Linked DNA regions of Homo sapiens: regions 2, 3, 4 and 5 are each linked to region 1. A link is a contact called in ENCODE Hi-C or POLR2A ChIA-PET data. All regions are on one chromosome and are shown on one strand. The core of a region is the stretch at or near the end of the contact, and the rest is flanking DNA. Distances in the headings are between cores, read along the strand shown.

Evidence for each region. A loop is a pair of places that touch in the nucleus more often than their neighbours do. ChIA-PET counts read pairs that join two places held with the same protein, here RNA polymerase II (POLR2A). Pooled maps may share reads with other maps.
Region 2: a loop to region 1 is called in a pooled map, with 17 times the contacts of the local background. The contact joins the promoter of RNF152 here to the promoter of PMAIP1 in region 1. A Hi-C loop is called at or near these places in 7 of 50 pooled maps. POLR2A ChIA-PET finds 5 or more read pairs at or near these places in 2 of 52 experiments (HEK293 and MCF 10A).
Region 3: a map with no recorded cell type shows a loop between it and region 1 (6-fold over the local background). The contact joins the enhancer-like site here to the promoter of PMAIP1 in region 1. A Hi-C loop is called at or near these places in 1 of 37 single-sample maps with no recorded cell type. POLR2A ChIA-PET finds 5 or more read pairs at or near these places in 1 of 52 experiments (Caco-2).
Region 4: a pooled map shows a loop between it and region 1 (5-fold over the local background). The contact joins the enhancer-like site here to the promoter of PMAIP1 in region 1. A Hi-C loop is called at or near these places in 3 of 37 single-sample maps with no recorded cell type and 7 of 50 pooled maps. POLR2A ChIA-PET finds 5 or more read pairs at or near these places in 1 of 52 experiments (activated naive CD4-positive, alpha-beta T cell).
Region 5: a loop to region 1 is called in a map with no recorded cell type, with 5 times the contacts of the local background. The contact joins the promoter of LINC03110 here to the promoter of PMAIP1 in region 1. A Hi-C loop is called at or near these places in 1 of 37 single-sample maps with no recorded cell type and 3 of 50 pooled maps. POLR2A ChIA-PET finds 5 or more read pairs at or near these places in 2 of 52 experiments (GM10248 and activated B cell).

The regions. Positions count from the first base shown.
Region 1 is chr18:59,898,671-59,901,432 of GRCh38, forward strand. It overlaps PMAIP1 (phorbol-12-myristate-13-acetate-induced protein 1), which reads left to right and starts at 1,326. Exons shown (of 2, transcript NM_021127.3): 1 at 1,326-1,565. The coding sequence starts at 1,508. RefSeq lists an enhancer at 415-1,166 and silencers at 923-1,332, 1,483-1,692.
Region 2 is chr18:61,891,569-61,894,330 of GRCh38, forward strand. It overlaps RNF152 (ring finger protein 152), which reads right to left and starts at 1,439. Exons shown (of 2, transcript NM_173557.3): 1 at 1,227-1,439. RefSeq lists a silencer at 2,625-2,762.
Region 3 is chr18:58,099,972-58,102,733 of GRCh38, forward strand. All of the region lies in intron 1 of NEDD4L (NEDD4 like E3 ubiquitin protein ligase), which reads left to right. Among named protein-coding and RNA genes, the nearest start is that of NEDD4L, 57 kb to the left of the region's middle. Within about 2 kb of position 1,365, at least 3 of the 41 ENCODE cell types and tissues checked have a DNase peak (open chromatin) inside an H3K27ac peak, as active enhancers do.
Region 4 is chr18:58,534,092-58,536,853 of GRCh38, forward strand. It overlaps ALPK2 (alpha kinase 2), which reads right to left. Exons shown (of 13, transcript NM_052947.4): 5 at 743-2,762. Among named protein-coding and RNA genes, the nearest start is that of ALPK2-AS1, 22 kb to the right of the region's middle. RefSeq lists enhancers at 709-1,108, 1,209-1,258, 1,251-2,450, 1,369-1,588, 1,649-1,848 and 1 more. Within about 2 kb of position 1,325, at least 3 of the 41 ENCODE cell types and tissues checked have a DNase peak (open chromatin) inside an H3K27ac peak, as active enhancers do.
Region 5 is chr18:58,657,133-58,659,894 of GRCh38, forward strand. LINC03110 (long intergenic non-protein coding RNA 3110) reads left to right here and starts at 1,407. Exons shown (of 4, transcript NR_187442.1): 1 at 1,407-1,499; 2 at 2,731-2,762.

The sequences.
Region 1 (2,762 bases), core at 76-2,575:
CAGTGGCGCGATCTCGGCTCACTGCAACCTCCGCCTCCCAGGTTCAAGCGATTCTCGTGCCTCAGCCGCCCAAGCAACTGGGACGACAGGCGTGCACCACCAAGGCCGGCTAATCTTTTGTATTTCAGTAGAGACGGGGTTTCACCATATTGGCAAGGCTGGTCTCGAACTCCTGGCCTCAAACGAACCACCCGCCTCGGCCTCCCAAAGAGCTGGGATTACAGGCGTGAGCCACCGCGTTCGGCGAAAACACACATTTTCTAAGAAACTGATTGCTGGGAAGGCTACAGTGGGTAAGAGCTCTTGCTCTCTGTGGGCCTGCCTGGTTCGGAATCAGGGCAGTGCTCTCTGCCTAAGTGAACTTGGGCAATTTTCTACAAACCTCAGTTTCTGCACCCGTAAAGTAGCAACGGTTGTTCTGAGGACGGAATGAGAAAATGCATGTCAAAGTCCTTAGCATGAAGCGGCTCTCAGTAACCGTTAACCACTCCTAATTACTCCTCTTCATAATAGTAGAATTACTCATGGCCTCGCCAAACATTATGCAAATAATTTCACGTTCCCAGGTAGCTCAGCCCTCCCACAAAAGATTTGAACGTTTTCCATATGATAACGATCCACTCGTTTTTGCTAAACATCCACAATGGGCGATATCGACCTATCTGGAAGGACACACACAAATCCCTTCCCAACTCAAACACGATGTTCTTTCTGGCTGGCACCAGGGCTTCTGTTTGCAGTGACTTCCTGGGACCCGGAGCTTTCTCACAGGGCCTCTGGCATCTCCTCTGCGGTGATTAAGGTTCTTCTCATTTCCCTTCCCTGTTACTGCCCATACTCTTCAAGTTCGAAAAGTTTCCTTTTCCAATCTCTTTTCTGGGCTTGTTTACCCAAGTCTCTAATTGCCAAGGCCTCTGGTCTCTCCCCACCCACAACGTTCCTCCTGGTTAAACCCTTCCCCTCCCGCCACTCCCAGCTCCCGCCACTCCCAGCTCCCGCCACCACTGCCGCTGACGACGTCCAGCGTTTGCAGATGGTCAAAGCCGACCCCCTTCTCCTCCCACCTCGTTTTGTAAGGAAGTAATTTCGGGGCCGAGCGCTCTGCGCCCCCCGCCGCGGGTCGGCGCCGCCGCGGGTCGGGAGCGTGTCCGGGCAGGTCGCGCTCAGCGGGGTACTTCCCCGCCCGCGTCCCGCGTCCGCTCCCATAACGCCGTCTGCGGGGCGGGGACAGGGGCGGGGACAGGGGCGGGCCGGGCGTCTAGTTTCCCTACGTCACCAGGGAAGTTCTCACTGGACAAAAGCGTGGTCTCTGGCGCGGGGATCTCAGAGTTTCCCGGGCACTCACCGTGTGTAGTTGGCATCTCCGCGCGTCCGGACACCCGATCCCAGCATCCCTGCCTGCAGGACTGTTCGTGTTCAGCTCGCGTCCTGCAGCTGTCCGAGGTGCTCCAGTTGGAGGCTGAGGTTCCCGGGCTCTGTAGCTGAGTGGGCGGCGGCACCGGCGGAGATGCCTGGGAAGAAGGCGCGCAAGAACGCTCAACCGAGCCCCGCGCGGGCTCCAGCAGGTACCGACCCGCTGGGGCCAGCGAAGACCCAGGCCGGGCGGGGTCGGGGCCGGGGTCGAGGTCTCGGCTGGGGCGGGCTCAGCTCGCCGGGGCTCAAGCACAGACTGCACGGGGGTCAAGGTCGGGCCAGGTCTGTGCCCTGGCGCGAGCCTTAGGGGCGCCTCCAGAAAGTTCTTCGGGGTTTTTCCCCAGGACCGGCGGGTACGGCGGGTACGGCGAGGGACCAAGCCGGATTTGCGATTGGGATGCAGCTGCGTTTCACCAGGGGCAAAAAGCTCCTTTCCTCCTCTCTTTCCTCCTCGCCACTTGCCCTTCCCCGGGGCCACGAGGAACAAGTGCAAGTGTAGGCGGCTGTCTCTAGGAGAAAGTCATTGTCGCGGCAGAAGGGGCAGGAGAGAGCCCCGGGGACCGCCTGGACTCCCAGCGCTTCCAGAGACGGCCCCACAAGGGCCCCTGTGTTCAGGAGCCTAGAAAATCTTGTAACATTTAAATAATCGATATTGTGGGAGGTGGGGATAGGAGAATAGGAGTTAGTCCGCTCCTTTTTTTCATTCATTCATTCGCACTCCCCACCCCGATACATACAGCTCCATCGTAAGTTTTCAGGCCAGCGCCCCGGCCCCATGCTTTTTCTAAATCTAAACAGAGAACCCAGTCACTGCCCAGAGCCCGAAGTCTGTGTGGGCCATACTGCTGTTGCATCAGACGATTATACGCCCCCCCCACCTTTTAAGTTACTTTCATTTTATAGAGCTCCTGGGGCGTGCGAAGGAAGTGGTGCATTGCAAATGTGACCATGCCTAAGTTGGTAACAGGCTGCTGTCTCTGGCGCTTGTGTGGGATGGAAAAAGCTTTGTCTACCTTTTGTGATGTCTTAGGATTCTGACCTTGTTTCTTTCTGAAGGATCTTACTTATGCATAGCACTTTCTGGTCCGACTTAATTCCCAAGAACAGGAAGCAGCACAAAGTCCCTCTTAAACTTGATTTGATTGATACTAATACATTTATAGGTGTGTAATGCAATTTTTAAAAAATTAAGGAAATGACCGGGAAGTATTTTCTGCCTTGTTTTCTACATTTTTGGTGAAAGGGATAACTTTTCCACTTAGAATTCAGGGCTTCCAGTGTCGGACGCTGAATGGTATTTGGTTTTTCTTTTAGAACTGTATATTAATATATCTCAATCTCTGTAGACA
Region 2 (2,762 bases), core at 189-2,688, 2.0 Mb after region 1:
CCTCTATCTTAGCACCACATTACTCATCTGATCTTTGCAAAGCACTGGCCTTTGTTTCACCTGGGACTAGATAACTCAACTGCTTTTACTAGTGACTCCTGAATGCTTGTAGTAGAAGGATAAATGCTAGTGTCACCTATGTTTTTAAAGTCACCTTCCAAAACAAAACTACATTGGAGGTGAATAATAAATCTTTCAAGTTTTTAACTTCATTTTTCAAGGGATTTGGAGGAAAATGGTGAAGAGAGAATCTGTCACAGATACCAAGGTGTTACTGCAATGTAAAAGAGAGTAGACCAGGAGCCTTTGGCCCTCAGCAATCTGTCTTCCTACAAGAAAAATCGAAAGCCCATTTCCATAACCATTCTTATTCCCTGCTACTAGTGTAGGATGCGCAGGACTCTGCCCTCTAGCAGAAAATGCTAATGCCGGAGTGTCCTGCTAAGTCTGAAGGTTACGTTTTTTCATTGCACTCTTATCAAGATAACCCCAGATCTGGCTAGGCTGACATCAAAACAGAACTATCCTTGGAAAGAAAAGAACAGGCCAGAGTTTTTGGAAAAGCCCCAATAACCTAAAGATAAAATCCAGAATGAGAGTCTACTGGTTCATGGCTATCTAAATGGAAACTTCACTCAAGCTGTTTTCTCTGTTCTCTTTCTGCTGCCCCCAACAGCCCTCCCTTCCACCTCCCAGTACTCACTGCTAGCATGTCTCTCTTAATATTGCAAACACTATTACAATGAAGGAACAGAAGAAAGACAGTATTTCATACGAAGGTCACTGCATTTGACCGGTGCTCAATTAGAGCACTGGGCAAAAGTACAATCAGCCTTCCAATGATACCTTTTCAACAAAGGATACCCCACCTCTAGACTGAAGCCTAAATCTATTACTACAGATAAGAAAGCAGGCATCTATGGAAACCTAACATTCAGATACAACTGCCTGTGTATGAATTATATCAAAATTCCCATGAAAGGAAACCAGGTGGGATTTCTACAATCCCAAATTCACCCTGCACCTACCTCCAATGGCTTCTTCAAAGGGAAGGTATAAAGTCATTTGCAATTTATTTCTTTGAACCAGGAGTTTTAGCAGCCCCCACACCTTCTCACAGATAGGAACGATGTTGATGCAGAAACCACCCAAACAGCCCTGTGCCAGCACTGTCGGCCCAAATGACCCAGAGACACCCAGGCGCTACCCAGATCGTGGGGGGTTACCTGTATCTGTCACCGAGTCTCTTTCACCCCTTCTGCGTGATGACATCAAGTGGAAATGGTACACGTTTAGGAGGCAAGAGGCTGACAGGCAGGAAACACAATTGAGACTGAGCTTTCTTCAGCCTGCAGTGAAATACATGCAGGAAGGGTTAGATACGCGCCGCGGAGAAGGAAATCCAAGCGCCCTCCTGGGCAGACGGGGCTGGAGCGGGTGCACTAGGGAGGTGGAGCAAGGCAGATGAGGTGTGGAGGGCTGGCGGCCGAGAAGGGGGCGTCACGGCTCCTAATTGTCTCTACAGGATAAATAACCACCTCCCCCCTCCTCCGCAGTCTCCCCCGCCCACGAGTTCCCCTCTGGTGGCAGAGCGCCTACTAGCAACAGTAAGCCCTAGGAAAGAAAGAAATCGGAGCAGGTGGGGAATAACATCTTGGGGCAAAGACACACTGGCAAAATCTACCAGGTAACCCGGTCATATGGGAATGCGGGGCGCCTAGTCAGCCGCGCAGACAGGCACACAGCGCGGCAATCCCGAGCATCTTTCTTTCGTTTGCCCCTGTCCGCCACCTCATCAAGTCACCGCCACCTCATCAAGTCACCGTCACCTCATCAAGTCACCGTCACTCTGCTTTGGCGATTTCTCTACTCTCTCCAGACCCAGGCAGCGCTCCCCAAGCCATGCCCCGACCCCAGGCGGGATTGGGGACCGCCGCTTCCCGAGCAGCGCCCCACGAGTCCAGCTGGCTTTGTCCTGCCGCTGTCCTTCCAGGAGCAAGCGCCCCAGGCGCGTGTGTCTGCACAAAAGACCCCCAACATCTGGCCCTTCACAGCGCTCTCTAATCCCGGGAGGGGCCCTGGGGCAACTTCTAGGGCTGGAGAAGGCGCGAGACAAGGGGACCGGGAGAAGATGAGCCGGGGTGTGTGCGGGCCGGGGGCGCAACTGGGGCGGGCGCGCGCGCACGTGCACACCCAGGGGCGCGCGCGGCGCGGGCACGAGGAAAGCTCCCTCGGACCGGAGCTCCAGGGGGCATCCGAGGACTCGGCCGAGCAGCCGACAGCGCCGCTCCCCGCCGCGGCCGCCCGCCCAACTCCGCCAGCTCTCAGGAGACACGCAACTCCCGGGACCACCTCCCCCGTGCCCCGCCAGACCCCGCGCTCCCCTCCCCGGGACCCTGCGGCCCCGCCACCCCCTCCGCGGTCCAGAAGATCTCCCCAGTTACAGCAGGCGGCAGCTGCCCTTTCCCGCTTCCACGGCTTCGGCGCGGCCGCCGTAGGGGCGCAGACATCCCTGCGCACCCCTCTGTCCGCCCCCGATCCGGAGCCGGCAGAGCAGAGAAACAAACCGAAACTCACTGACCTTTCTCCGCGGCGGGCTCGGGTGCTCGCTACAGAGGCGGCGGCGGCGGCGACAGCATCGCCGGGTGGTCCCGGCGCGCCCGCTCCTTTCAGCCAGACTCGCGCCCCGGGCCGGCGGCCGCCGCTCCTCCGGCCGAGAGCCACGGGGCGGACGCTGACAGCGCGGCGGCGGCGCCTGCAGC
Region 3 (2,762 bases), core at 115-2,614, 1.8 Mb before region 1:
CAAAATGAAAGTGATCATCATAGAACCAGAAAAGAAGGGATAAAATACTGATTTCAAGGACTCCTGAAGCCAATGGCAGCTCTGAGTTTCCTGGCAGCCAAGACAAAGACAGAAGCATGCTGGGATGATGCATCCTCGGGCTCGGTAAAGGAAGCACAGGACCTGCCTGCTGCTGTGGGCTCAGGGAAGTGAGTACTATTTTCCCTGTCTGGAGTGGGGAGGAGCACTTGTCTGTGGTAGGGTGAGGAGGACCACTTCCTTGGGCTATCAGTCATTAAGGCCCCTTAACATCATGGCCGATTCTGAAATTACCTCTGAAAGTTGAGATTTATGTTAGACTGTAGCTCTCAAGCCAGTTCCCTTAGAGGCCAGAGTAATGACAGTGTAATTTACTTGCCACCTGCTTGAGAGAGACAATTGGTGGTTAAGGGACTTTCCCAAGGTGATAAATTGTTTTAGCAAACAGATCCAGAGGACAGCTCCTTTCCCCTGGTCTATGTATGCCTTTTGAACGCCAAGACCTTATCCTAAACTCAAGTTTCACGAATAGGATTAAAATACCCTTTGGGGACCTTTCTTACATTGAGAACAGAGGCTGGGCCACAGCTTGGCTAAAGCATTCCAGATCTCTCTTCTGAGCAAGAGATTTTGACTTGTTCATAAACCAGGCTCTCTCTCATAGTGGGCAAGGCCTTAAAAACAAACAAACCTGCAAAACCTGAGGAAACATCTTCCTCCTACGTACTTAGCTGATGTAGGCATTAATGGAAATGGATATTGGAGTGGGAGGCTCCTTTTAGGGGGCAGAAAAGAAAGAATGTTTTTATTTTTAATTAAAAAAATATTTTCTTTTGAGACAGGGTCTTGCTCTGCCATCCAGGCTGGAGTGCAGTGGTGCGAATATGGCTCACTGCAGCCTTGACCTCCTTGCTCAAGTGACCCTCTAGCCTTGGCCTCCCGAGTAGCTGGGATGACAGGCGCACACCACCATGTCTGGCTAATTTTTGTATTTTTTGTAGAGATGAGGTCTCACTGGCTTGCCCAGGCTGGTTTCAAGGTCCTGGGCTCAAGGGATCCTCCCTCCTTTGCCTTCCAAAGTGCTGGGATTATAGGTGTGAGCCACCGTGCCTGGATGAAAAAGAAATAACTTGATTATGGGTTATGGAAGTTTAGCAATGGCTTCAAAAAATGTCAGCAGGGAATGGATGTCTTTTTCTATCAGATGAAATTTCAGTAGTCATCTGATACAGCCAACCAGGAGAAGGAAAACTACTAAGTAGAAAGACTTAGATAAGTGGAGTCGAACATCTCTGGGCTTAAAAGGAGCATCACTCCTGGCATATTCAGCGTGGCCCAGCTGTGTTTCTCTGAGGGCGATGTCCTCCTCAGGGTCTGTGAATGGCTGAACTCAGAACAAGGCTTTTGCAATCTGCGCCTTCTGAATACAGTTTTTGTTCTGTTGGTTTAATTTGCATTTGGTGTCTGGAGTGCCTGGTCATGGAAAGAGCCCGTTCTTTGTTTTGGGTAATGAGGGCTGAGGTTTCCAATAAGTATTTCTCGGTTCCGTCCGTGTCGAGTGTCATTTGAGTAGCAAGTGACTGTTGCTCATTGCACTGGGCCTGCGAGCCTCCATTTGCACATTAGATTTTTGCATACCCTGCAATTAGTAAATTACAGAATGACATCATGAAATAGAAAACTGTATTCCCAGATGGAAATGCTTTCCGTATTCTATGCATTTTTATTCAAAGGCAGATGCATTTGTAAACCTCTTTGGATGGTTGTTCTGCCTTTGTCAGTTACTTCATAGCAAATGTCAACTGTAAACCAAGAGAGAGAATGAGCCAGGATGGAGAACTTTTTTTTGTTTAATTGTGTCATGTTGGGTGCTTTTTGGAAAGTGGGTGAATTATTCATGATGACATGAATGGGGGTATTATTTTAAATTAGTATAGAAGCAAATGGTTCACAACCCATTTATTAAGACCCTAATGTTGATGTGGCTACCAAGAAGCTTTACCAGCAAGGGCCAGTGTGTTGCCTTCCTTGGTTGGTTAGTTTTTCTACATCCACTTAACTCCTAGCCTAATTTTATCTTTTTTTTCCTCTGTTTTTCTTTCCCTGAATGTTTATTTAAGCTCTGATAAATCATTTTGAATTAAGGTCGGGTATGTATTTCCTTTCTTCTCATCTTCTTCCCCCTCCATGACTGCCTGCATTTGAATACATTTCCATTGTGTGAGAGGCAGTAATGGTACAGAGGGGTGGGGGGTGGTGACTGCTTGGTGAGCTGTGGCTCACATGTCTCCAGAGACACAGGGCCTAGGAAGACTGATTAAAAATCAACTTTTAACTACTATAACGGCTCACTTTCCTGAAACTTGTTATGCTGTAACCCCACCTATTGAAGACATAATCAGAACCAGAAAGTGAACAAAATTGACCCTGGAAATATGTGGCAAAAATTCTGTGCAATAAGTATGATAACACTTTTCTTTCAGTGAATTCTCTCTCAGGGCCCACTCACAGAACCAATTTTGACATCAAATTTTCTTCCTTTTAAAAATACAGTTAACCCCCACCCCCATCTGCAGGTTCTCCCTCTGCAGATTCAACCAACTGCAGATTGAAGATATTCAGAAATTTAGAAAAATGAAAAATAACAATATAACAAAAAGTAATGCAAATAACGCAGTATCACATCTATTTATGTAGCACTTGTGTTGTATTAGGTATTATATGTAATCTAGAGATGATTTAAA
Region 4 (2,762 bases), core at 75-2,574, 1.4 Mb before region 1:
TGGAATTTGGGACTGAAATGATTCCTCAGACAAAGTAGAATTAACTGCAATTTCAGGACTTTTTTTTTTTTTTTAACAGCATCATAGGTAGAGGTTGATCAAGGACTTTTGAGGCTTGAGTGGTCTGAAACCTAGAACAGAGACCTCAGAGGATTTTAGATTTAGATAAATGGGAAGGGTGAGTTGAAAAGAAATGTTACACTCAAATTTGGAAGAAAAAACCAAGGTTCAAGGAAGTTATTTTTAATGAAAAATCAGTGATTAAAGAGGAGAATCCCAATTTGTACCAAAATATTCATTTCCACAAATCCTGCTTAGTGCATGGTCTATTTCATTATACTAATTAGCTACACTGATTAATGCTTCTGTTTATATTTTTAAATAGATTTTGTAAAAGAGGATAATGAAACGGAAAAGCACCTTCATCACATTCCCCTCCAACAGACATGCCTACAGGCGGCCTTTATCAGTGGTTCTCAATCGTGGTTCTCCCGATAGATCACCTGGGAACTTGTTAGAAGTGCAAATTTCACACACTGGGGGAGGGGAGCAATCTGGGTTTTAACAAGTCCTCCAGGTGATTCTGATGCCACATGCTGAAGCCACTTGGCCACAACCATAGCATCAATGCCCACCTGGGGGACACTGGCCTTAATTGCAAAGGACCCTCGAGGACACAGGAACTGGATACCTGGTCTACAAGCCCAAACTTTAACAATGATGGACAGCAACAGAACCTCACCTCTTCCTTCTCTTTTGCAAGATGGCTTTTTTGGGTCTTGTTTCTCTTCTGTGTGTGATAATGATGTTTCGAGTTTGGGCATCTTTTTAAGAAAGGCTGAGTTCTTTCTGATATTTTCCTTTTCTTCCAGTTTCAGCCTCAGTGCTGCCACCCTGGACAAAATTTTCTTCTTTACTCCCTCAGCTAAATGTCCACTGCCTGGGGCTTCTGGCTTCCTCTTGACCTCCTCTGACCCCGTCACTGCTGTGAGGGTCCCTGGCGATTTGCCTGCTCGGGCTTCCAGGGACTTCTCTCTCTCCCTGGACTTTTTCGCACAGCCCAGGGTGCCCTTTTGACATGGATCCTGCAGTAATTTAGGGGCTTTCTCTAACTCACGTTCTCCTGAAATAAATGCCAAGGTCTTCGCTGAGGAGCTAGATGAGCTTGGGGGTTTGGTTTCCCCAATTTGAAGCACCTCTATTTTAGGTTCCTCCATTTTGTGGCTTATCAAAAAGTCTGTGACATTTCCTTCAGGAGATGAAGTACAAGGGAACCTGGTAAGATCAGGAGAAGAGGGCAAAGGTTTCCCACGCTCATTCTCAATAGTTCCCCTTTTCTGTGAAACAGGAAACACATACTGACGCTTTCTGGGCTCAACTATGTCATTTTCAGGGACGTCATGAATTTGGCCTGTGGAGTTGTGCGTGTCAACCCCAAGAGAAGCGTGAGTCATTATTGGAAGACAACTAGAAAGAGGTGAAGTGGGGGAAATCAATTCTGCTTTGTCCTTTTTGCTTTGCTCAGCCTCCCCTAAGCTCCCATCACTGCTTTCTTGTATTTGGCCTATGCTACATCCACTTGGAATTCTTTCACCGCCTTCGCTGGGTTGCAGGACTTGCCAAATGGCAGTTTTTGCCTCCTCAGGTTGAATTTGTTCAGCCTCCTGCTTCATACTGCCTTCTTGGCTTCTGCTGATTCTATTTTCACTCAGAATGGTTCCCTGGAGACATGGAACTTGCAAAATGGCCGGCTGGATTTCCGCTTCGTGGCCCATGTTTCCGTCATTTGATTGACCCCCTTCTCTGGCGCCCTGTGGTGTGGTTTCAGAGGGCTCTGGTTTTCCAGCCCTGGTGTACTCTATCACACTTATCTCATCAATGGGATCTACAGAGGACTCTAGGATTTTAGGGCAGGTCAGAAACTTTTTAAAGAAGGCAGTGTGATCCATCTTGAGTTGTTTTTCCTCCTGGTCTTGACTCACATTGTTAACATTTTCCTTCCCTCCAGTTTCAGAAGCCGCTGACAGTGAATCTGTGACAGATAACTCCTTTTCATCTACAGGGTCCACGGATGACTCCAGGAGTCTGGGTTGGCTGAAACCCCGGGAAGAAAGACTTCTCCAATGTACACTGATGGTGGGCTCTTCGCCTTTATGGCTTTCTCTGCTATCAGCAAGGGCTGACTCAGCATCCTCTGGACTGTGAGCCAATGCTGCTATTTCAGAGGGGGCCAATTCAGGCACAACAGCATCTGCCTTTAGACTATCAGGTACAGCCCAGACCTTGTCAGGAATTATGAGACCACCGTCTGATGCCTTGCTCTCAGAATTTGTCAGTTGTCGTGGTGGCCAGATTTCAGAAGCGGAAGCCTCTAGAGTTATAATCTTCAGCTTGTTGCCTGCCTCCCAATTTCCAGGTCTATATTCTTTAGACTCTTCCAAAAGGATATCAGAGAGAGATGGAACGTTGCTCAGAGCCTGACTGTCTTCTTCCCCAGCAGTTTCAGCCACCACGGAGACCCTCGTCCCCCAACCTGAGCGCTGCCCTGCTCCTTCCCTAGAGCTTGCGGGTGAGTGGGCCGTGGGCACCAAGTTTCTTTCCTCTTGTGCAGCAGATGTCGTAGGCAAACTTTGTTGGAAATCAGGTGCAGAAAGAGAACCCTGCTGGGACAGGCTCTGCTGCTGGACCCCCTGCTTTGTTTCACTTCCTCTTTCTTGGAAATTCTCTTCATAGCTCCTAAAGTCTGCTCTGTCCACAGTCTG
Region 5 (2,762 bases), core at 157-2,656, 1.2 Mb before region 1:
AACAATTTGGCTTAGGCAGAAAAGGGAGATTTGTAGGCTCACCCAACTGAACTGCAGGAAAGGTGGGTATGAGCTGGACCTCAGGACTGACCACACCTGGGACTGGAACACCACCCGCCCTTTCTCTGTCTCTTGTTTCTGCTTCTCTCAGTGCACCAGCCACTCTCTCCCACCACAGACTGGCTTCTTCTGCACAGCCTGTGGGACATGGCCACCGAACAGCTCAGACTCATACCTCACAGGTTTGCCACCTGAGCAAACCCAAGATCTTCCATCTGGTTGAAGGTCAGAAGTCTCAGGACTGAATTTGGGGAACATGCCTATCTGTAGCCAATCACTGAGTTAGGGAAGCAGATCAGTCAGAAACTGGGGGATCCCATTAAACCACACTGTGGAAAGCAGTATTCCTGAGAACAGAGTGCTACTCCACTCTAGGCAGACAAAGCAGTAGCCACCAGCTATCTGCACAGTCCTTCCCTTCTCTGGAACAGATCCCAAACAGTGCTGGGAAGACCTCAGCAGCACAGTTGGACCACCTATGTGCTCCTTCCGCCCTCATTACTTGTACATCCTGGATCCCTGGATTTCTTAGCTAATGCTGGGTTGGCAGAAATGAGGGGGAGGGGAGCAGTAGAATCCTGCCCTAAATTGCAGCCAGTCATCTGAGGTCATTTTTTCCTTGTCAATGCTATATCCCCAGAGGGTTGGACCCTTCTCTATTCTGTTATGCTTTATTCAGACAATTTCTAGAACAATGTTGGCCAGTATAGATGATTCCCGTCATTTTATCTCTACTACCTAGGTCCAAAGATTCCCCCCACAACCTTGTGAATCTCTGACTCAGTGTTATTAGTCTTAAAAACCCAGGTGCTGAACCAGACTATGCTGTGCTCCTCTTTGGAGTGAATCTTGGATTATCAAATAATCAAATAATGGCTAAGATCAGCCCTTGTTTCCCCATGTCCCTGCTTAGTGCCAGCTCTGTCTTCATCCCCTCCCAGGCTTGGCCACCCTTCTGCTGAGATGCACCCTAGCATGTTGCCCATAAAGGAATGTGAAAAAAGTATCTACACTTCTGAAGATAGTGTGCTCCACCCTTCAAAGCTTTAGGAAGATAAATTTAGACATAAAACAGGAAGTATTTCTCTGTGTGGCTAAGAGTGATCTAAGAGAAGTTATTTCCTCAAGATATTTTGAAGCTGTAGTGTGGGGAAACAGTTCTCAAACCCCAGTGTGGATCAGGATCACCTGGAGGGCTTACTAAGCTACATATTGTTGGGTCCACCCCAGAGTTTCGATTCAGTCGATCAGGGGATCAGAGGTGGGGCCTAAGAATTTGCATGTTTTTAACTCTTTTTTTTTTTTTTTTTTTTTGAGATGGAGTCTCGCTCTGTCACCCAGGCTGGAGTACAGTGGCAAGATCTCGACTCACTGCAACCTCTGCCTGCCGGGTTCAAGCAATTCTCCTGGCTCAGCCTCCCAAGTAGCTGGGATTACAGGTGCGTGCTGCCATACCCGGCTAATTTTTTATATTTTTGGTAGAGACAGGGTTTCGTCATGTTGGCCAGGCTGGTCTCAAACTCCTGACCTCAAGTGATCAGCCCACCTCAGCCTCCCAAAGTGCTGGGATTACAGGTGTGAGCCACCACACCCAGCCAGAATTTACATTTTTCAAAAGGTCCCTGATGTTGCTGAGGCAGGACCACACTTTAAGAACCACTATAGTAGAGGTTTAGGAAGAGACAGAGAAAAATCTCTCCAGGCTACAAGACTGTCTGATGCTGAAGGTCTTGGCCTAGGTCAGCTAAGGTGCTCTTTAGGGTTGATATTCTGTGATTGTTAAACAGGTGACTAAATATGTATCTGTGTCAAGCTACTCTTATTATCATTAAACAGTTCTTGACTGCTTACTTTATTAAAATATAAGAATTTCCAAGAGCTTCGGACCTCTGATCTATATATAACAGAACTTCATTAAGTATAACTCACTAAGTCACTTAGTGAAAAGCTTGAACTACAGAATAGTCTAACTAATTGCCCTTTCAAATAGGCATTTAACAATAATTTCAACTAGCCTCCTACAAAACTGTTTCACAGCAAAGCTTTCACTGATGTTTTTGCAAAATGAATTTAATTACTAATTATCATATAAGGATTAGCATATAGCTGATATGTAAATGTCTTAGGTATGATTTAAACTGTTGAGTCAACTGAACATGTACCTTCCTCTCCCACTTCCTCCAACAAATAAATCTTACTTGTATTTTAATTTAATACTGTGTCCATTCTTCTGAAATAGCTGTTTATTCTGAACATCTAATTTTAGACATATAACTAATATGGTACAATTTTCAACTGCCGGTTATTTAAATGCTGCCCCCTCCCTGACACAAATAAATCTTATTTACATATTATTTGCTTCATAAGTATTCCACCATCCTGCAGTCACTGTGATCATTGTCCCCAGCTAGTCTTTGATCTGTGATAATTGTCCACAGGTAGTCTTTGATCATATGTTCTCCTGTCTGGAGGAACTAATATGTCCTTCCAACTCTGCCCAGCCTTCAGGTACAATTTAGGCCCCTACTTTTCTCTTAGGCTTTCTTCAGCCACTGTAACTTTTTTAAGTTTCTCCCTTATCCAAAGTCCCTTACTACTTAGAACCTCGGAAGTAAAGGGACCTCAGAGAACATCCAGTCCACGCTGCCCTCTGTTTAAATGTGTCTACAGTGTACCACACCAAGGAACTCCCACACTCTGAA